2 separate regions of the Homo sapiens genome follow, and region 1 is linked to region 2. A link is a contact called in ENCODE Hi-C or POLR2A ChIA-PET data. All regions are on one chromosome and are shown on one strand. The core of a region is the stretch at or near the end of the contact, and the rest is flanking DNA. Distances in the headings are between cores, read along the strand shown. Region 1 has its middle 29 kb from the start of GSDME. Region 2 overlaps GSDME (gasdermin E).

What was found. A loop is a pair of places that touch in the nucleus more often than their neighbours do. ChIA-PET counts read pairs that join two places held with the same protein, here RNA polymerase II (POLR2A). Pooled maps may share reads with other maps.
Region 1: a map of mammary epithelial cell shows a loop between it and region 2 (5-fold over the local background). The contact joins two enhancer-like sites. A Hi-C loop is called at or near these places in 6 of 168 maps with a recorded cell type or tissue (Caco-2, K562, breast epithelium and 3 more), 5 of 37 single-sample maps with no recorded cell type and 3 of 50 pooled maps. POLR2A ChIA-PET finds 5 or more read pairs at or near these places in 2 of 52 experiments (MCF 10A and activated CD4-positive, alpha-beta T cell).

The regions. Positions count from the first base shown.
Region 1 is chr7:24,784,716-24,788,691 of GRCh38, reverse strand. It overlaps a transcript of GSDME not described here. Among named protein-coding and RNA genes, the nearest start is that of GSDME, 29 kb to the right of the region's middle. Within about 2 kb of position 1,556, at least 7 of the 41 ENCODE cell types and tissues checked have a DNase peak (open chromatin) inside an H3K27ac peak, as active enhancers do; they include mammary epithelial cell, where a contact is called at or near this core.
Region 2 is chr7:24,730,610-24,734,688 of GRCh38, reverse strand. All of the region lies in intron 3 of GSDME (gasdermin E), which reads left to right. Among named protein-coding and RNA genes, the nearest start is that of GSDME, 25 kb to the left of the region's middle. Within about 2 kb of position 1,413, at least 3 of the 41 ENCODE cell types and tissues checked have a DNase peak (open chromatin) inside an H3K27ac peak, as active enhancers do; they include mammary epithelial cell, where a contact is called at or near this core.

The DNA of each region.
Region 1 (3,976 bases), core at 307-2,806, 54 kb before region 2:
CAAGCCATTAGTTTAGAAATTGAGTCATACCAGTGAAATACCAGCATTATCACCGTTAATGTCCGTCAGTGATTAGCACATCAGGACATCACTGTCCCCTTAGATGATAGCAGTAAAGGATTTCTTTTTATGGGCTTATTAGTTGGTGCCCCTGCAGGAAACAGAATCCAACTCAGATGGTTTGAGAGACTTAAATGAAGGGACTACTTATAAGGCTGTGAGCAGGCTGAAGTCACCGAGAGATTAGCAACAGTGGGAAGTGGGTACTGCCCAGCCAGTAGCTGGAGCTCCTGAGGAGGGGACAGCCATCGGGAGCTACAGCTGTAGAGAGACATGCGGCGTCTGCCAGAAAAATTCAGCCCAGAGTAAGGAAGAACTATCCCAGGCCCTGTCTCCTCGGGGCACCACTCATCGCAGTGCCCCCTAGTGGCTGAACCCGAGAGAGCCCCAGAGCCCCAGGGTGCAGTTCTTAGGGCTCAGTCCCTGGGGCAGGGGAAGAGCCAGGGCAAATAGAAAAATAAGCCCTTTATATTCACCAGAATAGTTCATGTCTGAGTGTTTGGACGCATTTTCAGTAAGTAGATACGCATAAGAGCCTTGGAGAGGGTAGAATTTGTTCAGTGCTTTTGGCTCCCATTTATTTTACCAAAGGCAAATTATGATCAACTGTGCTTTTAAAAAACTCTTTGGCCAGTGTGGTGGCTCACACCTGTAATCCCAGCACTTTGGGAGGCCGAGGTGGGCAGGTCACAAGGCCAAGAGTTTGAGACCAACCTGGCTAACATGGTGAAACCCCGTCTCTACTAAAAATACAAAAATTAGCTGGGTGTGGTGGCACGTGCCTGTAATCCCAGCTACTCAGGAGGCTGAGGCAGGAGAATTGCTTGAACCCAGGAGGCAGAGGTTGCAGTGAGCCGAGATTGTGCCACTGCACCCCAGCCTGGGCGACAGAGCGAGACTCTGTCTCAAAAACATAAATAAATAAAAATAAACCCACAAAAAACAAAAAAAAAACCTCTTTGGTTCTCCATGATACTATTACTGTTGTAATGGCTTTAATGAGCCAAGAGCATGCTGTCTTCTTTATTAACTGCCGTAATTTAAACAAATATTAGACTAGAAAAGGTATATCGACATAAGCAGTGATTCTCAGATTTGGCTAATGTCCTGGTGGTAAGTTACACACACACCACTGCCACCACCACTACCACCAAGTCCCGGCAGGTAGTTCAGACCCAGATAGCACCATACGGTTTGTGGATCAGCATTTGATCAGCACATAGCTGGGACACCACCTTCTAATTTCATGATTATTCTAGGACCTCAAAAATGGCATGTGGTTTACAACGATGTGCTTCTTTTCATTGAGTTTCATTTATTGCTTTTGTACTGTCTTTGAAAATGAGTAGGGGCCATGTTCCCTCCTTCCCCTGTGATGCCTGTTGGATGCACATGAGAGGACGTGGCAGCCAGCGTGACTCATGGTTCCTCTCCATGCTAAGTAAGCCACAACGCTGCTGCCCAACTTAGGTCACAATGAAATTTTTGATGTGTCACAGTATCTCGTGTTTCCTCAGCCCAGAGGCATGAGACAAAGGTTGGAGAGTAGATGCCAGCAGTACTTGGCTGGTTAAGGGAACCAGAGGAGGCCAAGGAAATCATGCCCAAGGCCCTCACCTCTTTCCAGTGCCACAGATCGCATAAGCCACCACCTCCAGTGCCCCCACCACATCCAAATACAATCTTAGGGAGTAACAGTGAGGCCAGAACCCAGGGAATTAAGAGAGAGGTCATCTCTCCAAAAGCAACTGTGCATGACCACAGCCGACTGCCTACATGATCAGATTAGGCTGTTTTTTTATTGTGATGAAATATACATAAATTTGTCATTTTAACCATTTTTAAGTATGCAATTCAGTAATATTAAACACATTCACATTGCTGTGCAGCCATCACGACTGTCCACCTCCAAAACTTTTTCACCATCCCAAACTGAAACTCTGTACCCATTTAGACTAAATTTTAAACAAAGTTCGAACTTCAGTTAACTTTTTCTTGCTCACCAATATGTGAAGGGCTCGTGAGGACCAGGTCAGTCATTGACAAGATGACAGAATCTTTTTCTCACTTCTGAGTTGTAGTGTGAGTTTTGCAACCCCACTCCGAAAGCCTCACAACAACCCCATTTAGGCAATCCCCATTTGTCAGAAGCATTCACTAAGGACTGGAAGTTAAGCAACTTGACCAAACTCTCACAACTCACTGCTGATGGTGAGGGCTACGAGTGTGTCTGCATGTTTCCAAGGGCACCTCCTTGTGCTACAACACAAGATACAAGCAGAGTGATTCCAATATCCCTTTCCCTTCCAAGTTTAAATGTTTGTTCTTTAATCTTAATTCCAAAGTTTTCCTCGGGTTTTTGAAGTGGACACAGGCAACCCGGTACACAGAAAAGAACCCCAGGATGGGAATTGGGGAACTTATCTCTAGTTAGTGGGTAGACTTTGGGTAGGCCACTTACCTCTGCAAATCTCACGTGCCCCAACAGCAGATGGACAGATTATCATTAAAGCTCTATACTGCCACTCTATGATCCCCAGAATAAGTAGAAATGGTCTGCAGTCAATCAACAACTATTCGTGACCACCAGACATGTGCCAGACACAGCCCTGCCCTCACGGAGCTTACCTATAGATTGCAAGATCTGCCCTCAATTATTCTTTTCTTTTTAATCCTAAAAGTGAAATTATTTGGCCATCTGGAAGAATTATATTGGATATGTATATTGAGGGATTGTGAGACGGTAGAATCAATAGATTGCAGATAGCCATGGGGCTGAAGAATTGCTGGAGACAGAGGGCTAGAAGGAAGGAACTGGAAAGATAGGAAGTGGCAGCCTAAGACCAGTGTGCTTGACATGTTTAAAACAAGTGAATTGGCTGGGCACGGTGGCTCATGCCTGTAATCCCAGCACTTTGGGAGGCCAAGGCAGGTGGATCATGAGGTCAGGAGATCGAGACCATCCTGGCCAATGTGGTGAAACCCCATCTCTGCTAAAATACAAAAAAATTAGCCGGGCATGGTGGCATGTGCCTGTAGTCCCAGCTACTCAGGAGGCTGAGGCAGGGGAATCGCTTGAACCCATGAGGTGGAGGTTGCAGTGAGCTGAGATCGCGCCACTGCACTCCAGACTGGTGACAGAGCAAGACTCCATCTCAAAAAAACAAACAAACAAACAAAAAAGTGAATTATGGACTAAATAAATATTGAAACCCTTTTACATTAAAAGAGAGATTGTGATCATTATTTAGTTGATATTTCTTTAGTATTTTCTGGTCAGGAACTATGCTATTAGCACATTATAAAATAAATAGTGAAATTGCAACTCAAGGTACAGTGCTATATCCAAAGGATCTGCAATTTTTTTTAAGTCAGGTAGTACATATCTTAGGCTCTGCAGACCACATGGTCTCTGTTACACTGAACTCTGCTGTTATAGCCCAAAGCATCCAGAGACAATAAGTACATGAATGGGCGTAGCTGTGTTCCAACAAAAGTTTATTTTTAAAAAACAGGCATCAGGCGGGACTCAAACTGCAGACTACAGTTTGCTGACACCTACTTTACCCAAAGCACTGTCTATAGGTGCCTGTGATGGTTAATAGTGTTAACTTGATTGGATGGAAGGGTGCAAAGTATTGTCCCTGGCTGTGTCTATGAGGGTGTTGCCAGAGGAGATTAACATTTGAGTCAGTGGATTGGGAGAGGAAGACTCACCCTCAGTGTGGGTGGGCACCATCCAATCAGCTGCCAGTGAGGCTAGAAAAAGGCAGTCCGGGCGCGGTGGCTCACACCTGTAAGCCCAGCACTTTTGGAGGCCAAGGCAGGTGGATCACTTGAGGTCAGGAGTTTGAGACCAGCCTGGCCAGCATGGTGAAATGCCATCTCTACTAAAAATACAAAAATTAGCCAGCAG
Region 2 (4,079 bases), core at 164-2,663:
ATTCTGCTATTTAAGAGACTCTGATGTGTTCTCCAGTATGTCAATTGTGTTTTTCAACTCTGGAATTTTTGTTTGAATCTTTTAAATTATTGCAATCTCTGTTAAATGTATCTGAAGGAATGCCAAATTCCTTCTCTGTGTTATCTTGAATTTCTTTGAGTTTCCTCAAAACAGCTATTTTGAATTTTCTGTTTGAAAGGTCACATATTTCTGTCTCTCCAGGATTGGTCTCTGGTGCCTAATTTAGTTTGTTTGGTGAAGTCATGTTTTCCTGGATTGTCTTGATGCTTGTGGATGTTTGTCAGTATCTGGGCTTTGAAGATTTAAGTATTTATTGCAGCCTTTGCAATCTGGGCTTGTTTATACCCATCCTTCTTAGGAAGACTTTCCAGGTATTCAAAGGTACTTGGGTGTTGTCATCCAAGTTTTTTGTCACTGCAGCTGTATCTGCATTAGAGGACACCCAAAGCCCAGTAACTGTGTGGTTCTTATAGACTTGTAGAGGTACCACCTTGGTGGTCTTGTATAAGATCTGGAAGAATTCTCTGGATCACAGGCAGAGACTCTTGTTCTCTTCCCTTACTTTCTCCAAAACAGAGTCTCTCTCTATGCTAAGCTGTCTGGACCTGGGGGAGAGGTGACACAAGCAACTGTGTGGCCACCACCACTGGGACTGCACTGGTCAGAACTGAAGCCACCACAGCTCTGGATCTTGCCTAAGGCCTGTTGTAACCACTACCTGGCTACTGCCTATGTTTGCTCAAGGCCCTAGGGCTGTATAATCAGCAGGTGGTAAAGCCAGCCAGGCTTGTGTCCTTCCCCTCAGACATGAGGTGATTTCCCTGGGGCCCCAGGTGGGTCCAGAGATGCTGTCCAGGAGTCAGGGCCTCGAGTTGGAAACCTTAGAAATCTATGTGGTGCTCTACTCTACTGTGGCTCAACTGGCACTCAAATCACAGGACAAAGTCCCTTCACTCTTCCCTCTCCTTTCCCCAGGCAGAGGACTCTCACCCATGTCCACCAGCACTACAGGCCCACAAGGAGCACTGCCAGGCCACCACCCATATTCACTTAAGGCCAGGGGCTCTTTAGTCAGCTTGTGGTGAATGCTGGCAGGTTTGAGACGCACTCTTCAGGGCAGTGGGGTCCCCTGTGGGCCTGGGTAGGTCCAGAAATGCCATCCAAGAGCCACAACCTGGAATCAGAGACTTGAAGGGCTTGCTTGGTGCTCTACCCCACTGTGCTTAGCTGGTACCCAAGCTGCAAGACAAAGTCCTCTTTTCTCTCTGCTTTTCTCAAGCAGAAGGAATCTCTCCTCATAGCCAGCACAGCTGTGAAAGTGCCGAGTCACACCTGACCACAGCTGGGTCAGCATGTCTCAGAGTCTCACCCAAGGCTCATGGCATGTATTGCCTGGTTACTGTTGCAGATCATGCAGGGCCCAGGGCTCTTTAGTCAGAAGAACAAGAATCCTGTCACAACTGCATCCTTCCCTTAAGGCAGGAGGTTACATTCTGGCTCAGGGTGTTTCTAGAAATGTCTGGCAGCTAGGGTCTGCAGTGGGGGCCTCACAACTCTGCCTGGTGCCCTATCCTACTGTGGCTGAGCTGGTATTCTGGTTACAGTACAAAGTCCTTTTTCCTCTTCCCTCTCCTCTCCTCAAGCACAAGGAAGGGATCTCTTTTGGAGCTGCATGTTGTGCTGCTTGGAGTTGGGGGAGGGTTAGATCCAGTACTCCCTTAGCCACCCTGGCTGGTGTCTCAGTAGGTTGTGTACCCACCCCCCAAATCCACTGGCTCTGAGCCCAGCACAGCTCTAGGACTTGCCTAGGAGCTGCAGTCCTTGTGGCCTAGACTGCCTTTCTAGTTTATTTAGAACACCAAAGCACTTTAGCCCATGGTGGCGAGGCTTGCCAAAACTCAGGTTCTGACCACTGGGATGGGTGATTCTCCTCTGGCTAGGGCTGGTCTACATGCTCCCTCAGTGGGCGCTGGCTGAGTTCTGCCCGGTGTTGGCAGCACTGAGTTCCATGCAAAGTCCCACAGTTGCTGTGCTCTCCCTCCTACAGCACACGGCTTCTCTCTCTCTGCCACATGGCTGCTGCCCAGAGATAGGGGAGGGGTGGTGTTGGCAATTCAAGACTGCCTTTCCTACCCTCTTCAGTGCCTCTTTCAGCAAAATGAAGTCAAAACCAGGTACTGTGATTGCTCACCTGATTTTTGGTTCTGATGAAGGTGCTTTTTTATATAGATAGTTGTTGACTTTGGTGTTCCTGTGGGGAGAACAATCACGGGAGGCTTCCATTCACCCATCTTGCTCTGCTCCTGGTCCTTTAACATTTAGGAGTTTTTCAAGGAGAAAGATTTGAGGAGCCATGTCTTTCTTGGAAAAAACAAAGTTTGAACTGGGCTTCCTTCCTACCTGATCAATTTCCCAATGGCTACCAGAGGGTTTGAAAATCATCCCATTTGTCTTTGTGCTTTACTCAGCACTGGAATCATTATTTTTAGTAAACAGTTTGTGCCTAACAATGAAGACTTCTGTCCATGTGTACTTGGAGAACATGAGTTCCCTGATTCTGGTCCTGTCGCTGATTCTCTTTTTGCTGTGTTTCTCCTTCCAGGGCAGGTGTAACTGGTCACAATAAACCGGGGCATCCCAAGGTCTGGGATGGGAGGGGCTGGCAGTACCTCTTTATGCTGGTCTCCTGGTATTGGCAGGTGGAGGTATTTTTAGGCCGAATTCAGGGTGGTAAACTTCAGGCTCATTTTAAAAATCAAAACAATTTGTGGTGGAAACAGAGGGAGGGTTTAAGGAATAACATAATAAATGCTACTATGCCACCTCCTAACCAGCTTACCCAAAGATCTTTTTCTTTAAACCAAGACACATGGGACACCTTTTCCTACCTTCACGACCCAGAATTTCTTTGATTAGCAAAATGGGATCGGTGTTACTGTGAGAACTCAATGAGAGAACATAAACAGGGCAGGTATAGTAGTGCTTGGCATGTGGCAAGTTCTCATTAGTTGTAACTGTTAGTGTTACCACTTGCAATAAGTATAGAGCCTGCCTAGCAAATCTGGCAAGCGCCAGAGCTCCCGGGGAGGGAAGGTGTGATGCAGCTTGCTGAGAGCCAGACAGGGAGCCACAGAGCTGCAGGAAGGAGGCGAAGTCCTTGGCGTTTCCACGTGCAGCATGATGTTTTGTTTGAGCTCTTGTTTTCCTCTCCCGTGGAGGAGGTAGGCACCTGCGTGGTCACCATTCTGAACTCCACCGTGGAGCGACTGACCACCTCCAGTGAAAGTCGGCGGGGCTCTGGTTCTTGCATGCAACCCGTGTTCCCCAAAATAAGTGCTGATCCAGACGTGTAGCTGGGCTACGGAGAAGTCTGCATAGCACACAGGCTGTTCTTTGTACATGTTTTGTTTGTGGCAGGAGATGTTGATTTGATTCTTAAGTAAAGGTGTATGGAGCCCTTGAGCAATGTCAGTAAGACCTTCATGGGCCTTGTCCTGCTCACCATATTCTCTATGGGAAGCAAAGCTGTGAAGCTCAAGGCCCCACGAAATCCACTCTTTTTAAAAGATGTCTTTCCTGAGACCCCCAGGCCACACTAAATTCTGTGCTATCTGAAATTCTGCCAATTTATTAATTTTTTTCTAAATTATTCTGTCTCCTGGTCTTGGTTTTAGTGAGCCCCTGAAAGCTTGTCTGACTTCTGTTGCTTCCTTTCACAGTGTAAAGGTGGCTTCCTGTAGAGAAGGGTGTGCTGGGGACCCTCCAATACTTGTTCTTGGGAGTGGTTTTAGTCTTTTTACAGAAATCACCTTGTCTGATGAGTTTCATTTTTTATTTTTTTATTTTTTTTGAGACGGAGTCTCACTCTGCTGTTGCCCAGGCTGGAGTGCAGTGGTGCGATCTCAGCTCACTGCAACCTCCGCTTCCTGGGTTCAAGCAATTCTCCCGCCTCAGCCTCCCAAGTAGCTGGGACTACAGGTGCGTGCCACCACGCCCAGCTAATTTTTGCATTTTTAGTAGAGACGGGGTTTCACCATATTGGCCAGGCTGGTCTTGAA